Linked DNA regions of Homo sapiens: region 1 is linked to region 2. Evidence: chromatin loops called from intact Hi-C (ENCODE). Cell type or tissue: heart right ventricle. All regions are shown on one strand. Each heading gives the region's core, and the rest is flanking DNA. Links, peaks and the distances in the headings are about the cores only.

The links. Peaks named below come from ENCODE experiments on the same cell type or tissue, not always from the same donor. Only the 100,000 strongest peaks of a DNase experiment are listed, where the experiment ranks them.
Region 1: a loop joins it to region 2, with 4 times the contacts of the local background. A loop is called at or near these places in 31 of 110 quality-filtered maps.

What each region holds. Positions count from the first base shown.
Region 1 is chr5:142,654,429-142,657,344 of GRCh38, forward strand. All of the region lies in intron 1 of FGF1 (fibroblast growth factor 1), which reads right to left. Among named protein-coding and RNA genes, the nearest start is that of FGF1, 30 kb to the right of the region's middle. RefSeq lists an enhancer at 1,316-1,610 and a silencer at 1,479-1,528. In heart right ventricle, for the core only: a CTCF peak has its summit at 1,436 (motif pointing right); DNase peaks (open chromatin) are centred at 363 and 1,433; H3K27ac peaks cover 2,267 bases.
Region 2 is chr5:142,887,397-142,890,312 of GRCh38, forward strand. The region is part of intron 5 of ARHGAP26 (Rho GTPase activating protein 26); the gene reads left to right. Among named protein-coding and RNA genes, the nearest start is that of ARHGAP26-AS1, 20 kb to the left of the region's middle. In heart right ventricle, for the core only: a CTCF peak has its summit at 1,290 (motif pointing left); no DNase peak of the experiment used is centred there; H3K27ac peaks cover 1,016 bases.

The sequences.
Region 1 (2,916 bases), core at 121-2,620, 230 kb before region 2:
TCGATAGTTCATTGAACTTTGGATAGTAGAAAGATTCTTACTTTTCCCAAAGAAATATCAAGCTGTGGTTATAAAGCCAAGATAAGTGAGGAAGAAAGGATGTCTGCCCCTTCGAGGTTCATCTGAAGTTTTAGCAAAAGTGGGGCATAAATAACTAGTGGAATCTTGGACATTGTGTTGCGATTTGATACCTTCCAGCCCTTGGCCTTGTGTCCTTTCCTTATCTGTCTTGGATGACATTGCCTGGCTCTTCCACCAGGGCTGCCATCTGCTGTCTTCGACTCCATGAATGTTGTGGCCTCGTTGGAAGGAAACACTCCCTCTTTAGGGTTGGCTCCTTCCAGGGGCCAATCTCCCTTTGCCTGGCGAGTGGGCCCCAGGCATTCACACGGGACTGAGAGAGAGAAAGAGGGAGAAGGGGCTTCTCTTCTACCTGCAGGAGGAGCAGGCAGGGGAGAGCAGAGGGCTGCAGGCCTGTGGCTCACCCAGCAGGGTTGATGAAGATAGAGCCAGGTAACCGCAGGCTCCCACATCCAAACAGGGCCGGGCCTCAGCTCTGGCCCACCCCAGCTCCAAGGAAAACAGTCAGTTCTTTGGAAAAACTGTTTTCGTTTATGCTGCTTCCTCCTTCCTATCATAACAGATTACAAGCATGTTCCCTGGAGGACCGAATGGTGCCTTTCAAGAAGTTAGGAAGGAGCCATTGCTGAGTTGAGAGGATTAACTTGGTTCAACGTGGTAATAGCAGCACAGGATAGATTAACTGGGAATTTGAAAGAACATGATGGAGGCTTCGGTAACCCTTTATGACGCTTGTAAAATTCCAAGCATTTTGCAATATTAACACTGCCTAGGTATCACACATAATAAGTGAAGCGGCCCTTCCCTCATCTCGTCCACCATTGAGACCTGCTCCCAGCACACTCCCCACCACACCATAGGTACTCAGCAAATAGTTGTTAAATGAATACAAGAACTATGAGGCTGACCTAAGGTTCTGACAGCTTTCCAGAGTGGACAGAAAACGTCAATCTCAGCCATACTTTGCTCACAGGCATTGGGTAATGACACATAGACCTGCTTGCTGTTCTCCTTTGGCTTCTAGATCTAGTTCTTGCTTATCCAAAATTACTAATTCCCGACAGTTAACAAACGTAACTGCAATCCCAATAGCTTAACTCAGATCTAAGAAGGGTGTTTTTAAAAACTAGTCATCAAGAAATCCTTCTTACAGAGGAGGCAGAGCCCAGAGTAACTTGAAAATATTGCACAAATATTGAGAAAGAACATCTTGGGGTTTCAGTGGCCACAGCAGAAGAAGCTGAAGGATGTGCTGATATTGGAACGGGAGAGCCAGAGCAGCTTTCCAAACACTGAAAACCCGACTTATCCTGTGGGCGGGAGCCAGGCTGGTGCAGGGGAGCCCGCAGCCAGAAGAGGGCGCTCCGAGCTCAGTGTGCTGGCCGCGCTGGTGAGATCAGAGGACCCTTGCAAAGAGACTGTTTACACTTCAGCTTTGTTTTTCCTGAGTGTTTTTGCGTTCTCTGCAAGAGTGAGGGAGGGTTTTCCTCACTCTGTGCCAAAGAATGATCTGAAAATATAATTAAACTGATGACTTCACATATTAAATACCAAGTCCTAGGAATATAATTGTTTTTAAAATTTCTAATGGACTTAAGTCTTTGATCTCCCTGAAATCTGTGAACAAATTTCCCACATCATAACTCTTTTAACACATCTAAATGTGCCCTCAGGAACCAGTATCTTCTTCCAATATTGACTCTAGCCATAGAAAATGGATGGTTAAACCGAGAAGAGCAGACTGTTACCTCTCTGAGAGTTATTTCTACCTGGTCCATCTTATCAGGTTAATAAGTGTTACTATGTATAAATATAGTAACCCACAATATCTTGATTAAAAAAAAAGCTGTTATTCAGTTGGGATACTTTAAAGCCTTGTTTTCCATTTACATGCCTCCTTGGAAATCTATCTTCTTCCCCACATTTTTCATTCCCAGTCCATAAGGGAAGAGCAGACCAATCCAAGAAGCCCTTCAAGGAAAACAGCATACTTATGTGTAGACCCCGTGACTGACAACTCCAGCATTAAGAATTTGTCCTATAGAAGGACTCACACAAGTGCCCAAACATCAATGCATGAAATTCACTGCAGTGCTGTTTGTAATAGTGAAAATTTGGAAACAATGTTGCTTCAGAATGGAGTGATAAAATAAGTTATGGGTCTAAGCAAATAGCAGGCAGCCATAAGAAAAAGAGCACTAGACACACATGTACACATATGAGTGGGGAAAAGGAAGCCTCAGGACAATATATCCAGAATTATCCCATGGCTTAATTTAAAAATCATATATCTATGTGTAGACACATAGATAGAAAACTGAAAAAATGATTACCCCTGGGGAGTGGGATGGGGTGGCTGAGGAGGAACTCACATTTTATTTTGTTACTGCAGGTATTTTTTTTTATTTTTATTTTTATCTTTTTTGGGACAGAGTTTCGCTTTTGTTGCCCAGGCTGGAGTGCAATGGCGAGATCTTGGCTCACTGCAACCTCCACCTCCCAGGTTCAAGCGATTCTCCTGCCTCAGCCTCCTGAGTAGCTGGGATTATAGGCATGTGCCACCACGCCCAGCTAATTTTGTATTTTTAGTAGAGATGGGGTTTCACCATATTGGCCAGGCTGGTCTTGAACTCCTGACCTCAGGTGATCCACCTGTCTCAGCCTCCCAAAGTGTTGGGATTACAGGTGTGAGCCACCGCACCCAGGCCTACTGCAGGTATTTTCTAATGTAAAGGAAAAAACAACAACTTTTCAAGAGGGCAAGGATGCTGTCCACTGAATCTTTCCCTTCAGCCCCCAAACTTGCTAAGTTCTCTCTCCCTGGAGAATCTTGCC
Region 2 (2,916 bases), core at 109-2,608:
ATGTTATACATGAGAAGGCAAATATAACTGCTGCTCAAGTATGAAGTATATTTAATATAAAATGTGTAAATATCCTTATGATTGGCCTGTTCCGCTCCATTTTCTGTTCTCAAATTGGATGCCACTATTCCTGACTTTGACAGTTCTGTATTTCAGTGGATGTTTTCCATTATGCTCTTTTATTATAGTCCTTTATGTTCTTGCCTTTGACCTAGTCACACTTTCTAAGTACTTTGAGTGTAAGGATTGGGTTCCAGATCTTGCAGGTTCTGGTCTGTTCAGGTCAGTTCTCAGGCATTGCTTTTTAGTTGTAACTGAACTAAATTAAACTGTATAAAAATCTAACACTAAAGAGGTAAAGAGATCGAGACCATCCTGGCCAACATGGTGAGACCTCGTCTCTACTAAAAATACAAAAATTAGCTGGGCATGGTGGTGGGTGCCTGTAGTCCCAGCTACTCAGGAGGCTGAGGCAGGAGAATTACTTGAACCAGGGAGGCGGAGGTTGCAGTGAGCCACAGTCGCGCCACTGCACTCCAGCCTGGGCGACAGAGTGAGACTCTTTCTCAAAAAAAACCAAAAACCAAACATCAAAAAACAAACAAAAAAAAGAACAGTGATGATATTACTACTGCCACTAACCACATCAATAGCAACTATAATATAGGGAAACATTTGTTGAATGCATATTTATGGCCTGGGTATGGTGTTAAGCACTTTACATGGAATCTTCTGGAATCCTCACCCTAAGAGGTATAGATGTGGTTACTACTCTGTTTTACACATGAGGAAACTGAGGCTCAGATAGGATAAATAGCTTAGTGGTAGCGAGTTAACTCCAGCACTGGCTGTGCAGCCCTTTCCCTTCACCCAGTTTGCTTTTCTACGTCTCTATCTGGGGAGGGATGTTGAGGCTCTCTTGCCTGCTGACCATGTTATTTAGTGCCAGTGTCATGATATAGAATTAGAGAGAGGGAAGGACCTTAGTGATCATCCATTTCAACTTTCTTGAATTACGTTTTATGAGGGAACTGAGTTTCTCGTAGGGGTCAGGTGTTTTGCTCAAGGTGTTCAGCTATGTATTGATCATTTTCTTCACATTTATTAAAAATTCAACTTTTAGGAACATTGTTGAGCACGTGGTACACCTTTGATGAAACCTTCCACTCTGATTATCCAGAGTTGTTCCCTGATTGCAGGGTTCTGCACGGAATGCTTTTAAATTCCAGCCCATCCCTAGATCCCTGGAAGTAGAAACTACAGGGCAGTGATGTGGAATGGCACTGCCATCTAGTGGATGATTTAAACAAATGCATAGTTTTTGAATGGTAAAAAAGCTCGCCTCAAAAACAGTAGTCATTGATTCAACAAATACTCACTGGACGCTTCTGTAAAAGTCTGTCCAGGCACTGGGTGTTTTGTAGAAAGTGAAATGAAGGATCTTCTTTCATGGAAATTACAATCTAGGAGGAAGTCTCTTTTCCAAGAAACGCAGAATGGTTGACGGGTTTAATCAAGCCGGTAGATTTATAGCTTCTCAAGTGGCAGGCAGGGAAACTGTCTTGAGCGGTCTGCAGGGTGGGTTGGGATCCTGGCTTATAATTCCATTGCAGGGGGCCCAAGGATGTGATGGATTCTGTGGCCCACACCATTCTGGGGCATTGGCAAGAGAAGCATAACATTCCGCTTAGGATTTCTTCTTCCTTTTCCTTTGGGAATGCATTGAGTTATGCATTTGTTCTTAGTTCTGGGTCACTGATGGGACATGCCTTTGGTGCTGACTGATGGCCACATGGGGATCAATTCATTCATTCTGCATGCATCTGTTGAACGTTTATTATGGGCCATACACCGTTCTGAGCACTGGAGGAGAAAAATGAAAAAATTAGACGAGGTCTTTGTTCTCATGGACTTTATATTCTAGTAGTCTAGTAGGCCAGGCACGGTGGCTCATGCCTGTAATCCCAGCACTTTGGTAGGCCAAGGCGGGTGGATCACTTGAGGTCAAGAGTTTGAGACCAGCCTGGCCAACAAGGCGAAACCCTGTCTCTAGTGAAAATGCAAAAAAAAAATTAGCTAGATGTGGTGGCACGCGCCTGTAATCCCAGCTACTTGGGAGGCTGAGGCAGGAGAATCACTTGAACCCAGGAGGCGGAGTTTGCAGTGAGCTGAGATCATGCCACTCCACTCCAGCCTGGGCAACAGAGCGAGACTCTGTCTCAAGAAAGGAATAGATAAGAGTTTAAATTGGGAGATGAGACAGAGATTTCCTGGTAACCTATTTAAAATAACATAGTCAATGAAAGCCTCTCCTAAAGAGGTAACATTTAAACTGAGCCCAGAAGGAATGAGCTAATGAAAGGCCAGGACAATCTTCTTCAGGTTGTGAGTGTGTCGCAAAATCACAGTTTTTGGGTTATGCAATAGGGTAGGCTAAAATAGAATGAAAAATACAAGGCCTGGCGCGGTGGCTCATGCCTGGAATCTCAGCACTTTGGGAGGCTGAGGTGGACAGATCACCTGAGGTCTGGAGTTCGAGACCAGCCTGACCAACGTGGAGAAACCCCCATCTCTATTAAAAATACAAAATTGGCCGGGCATGGTGGTGCATGCCTGTAATCCCAGCTACTTGGGAAGGCTGAGGCAGGAGAATATCTTGAACCTGGGAGGCGGAGGTTGCGGTGAGCCGAATTCGCGCCATTGTACTCCAGCCTGGGTAACAAGAGCGAAACTCCGTCTTAAAAAAAAAAAAAAAATATATATATATATATATATATATATATATATATATATATATATATGAAAGTGCATTGCATTTAACCATTATAAATGTGTGTTTATTGAGTCATAATATAAAAAGTATTTCTTACTCTATGTTGAAGTTAAAATGTGTGTTTATCTAGGAGAAGAGGTTTT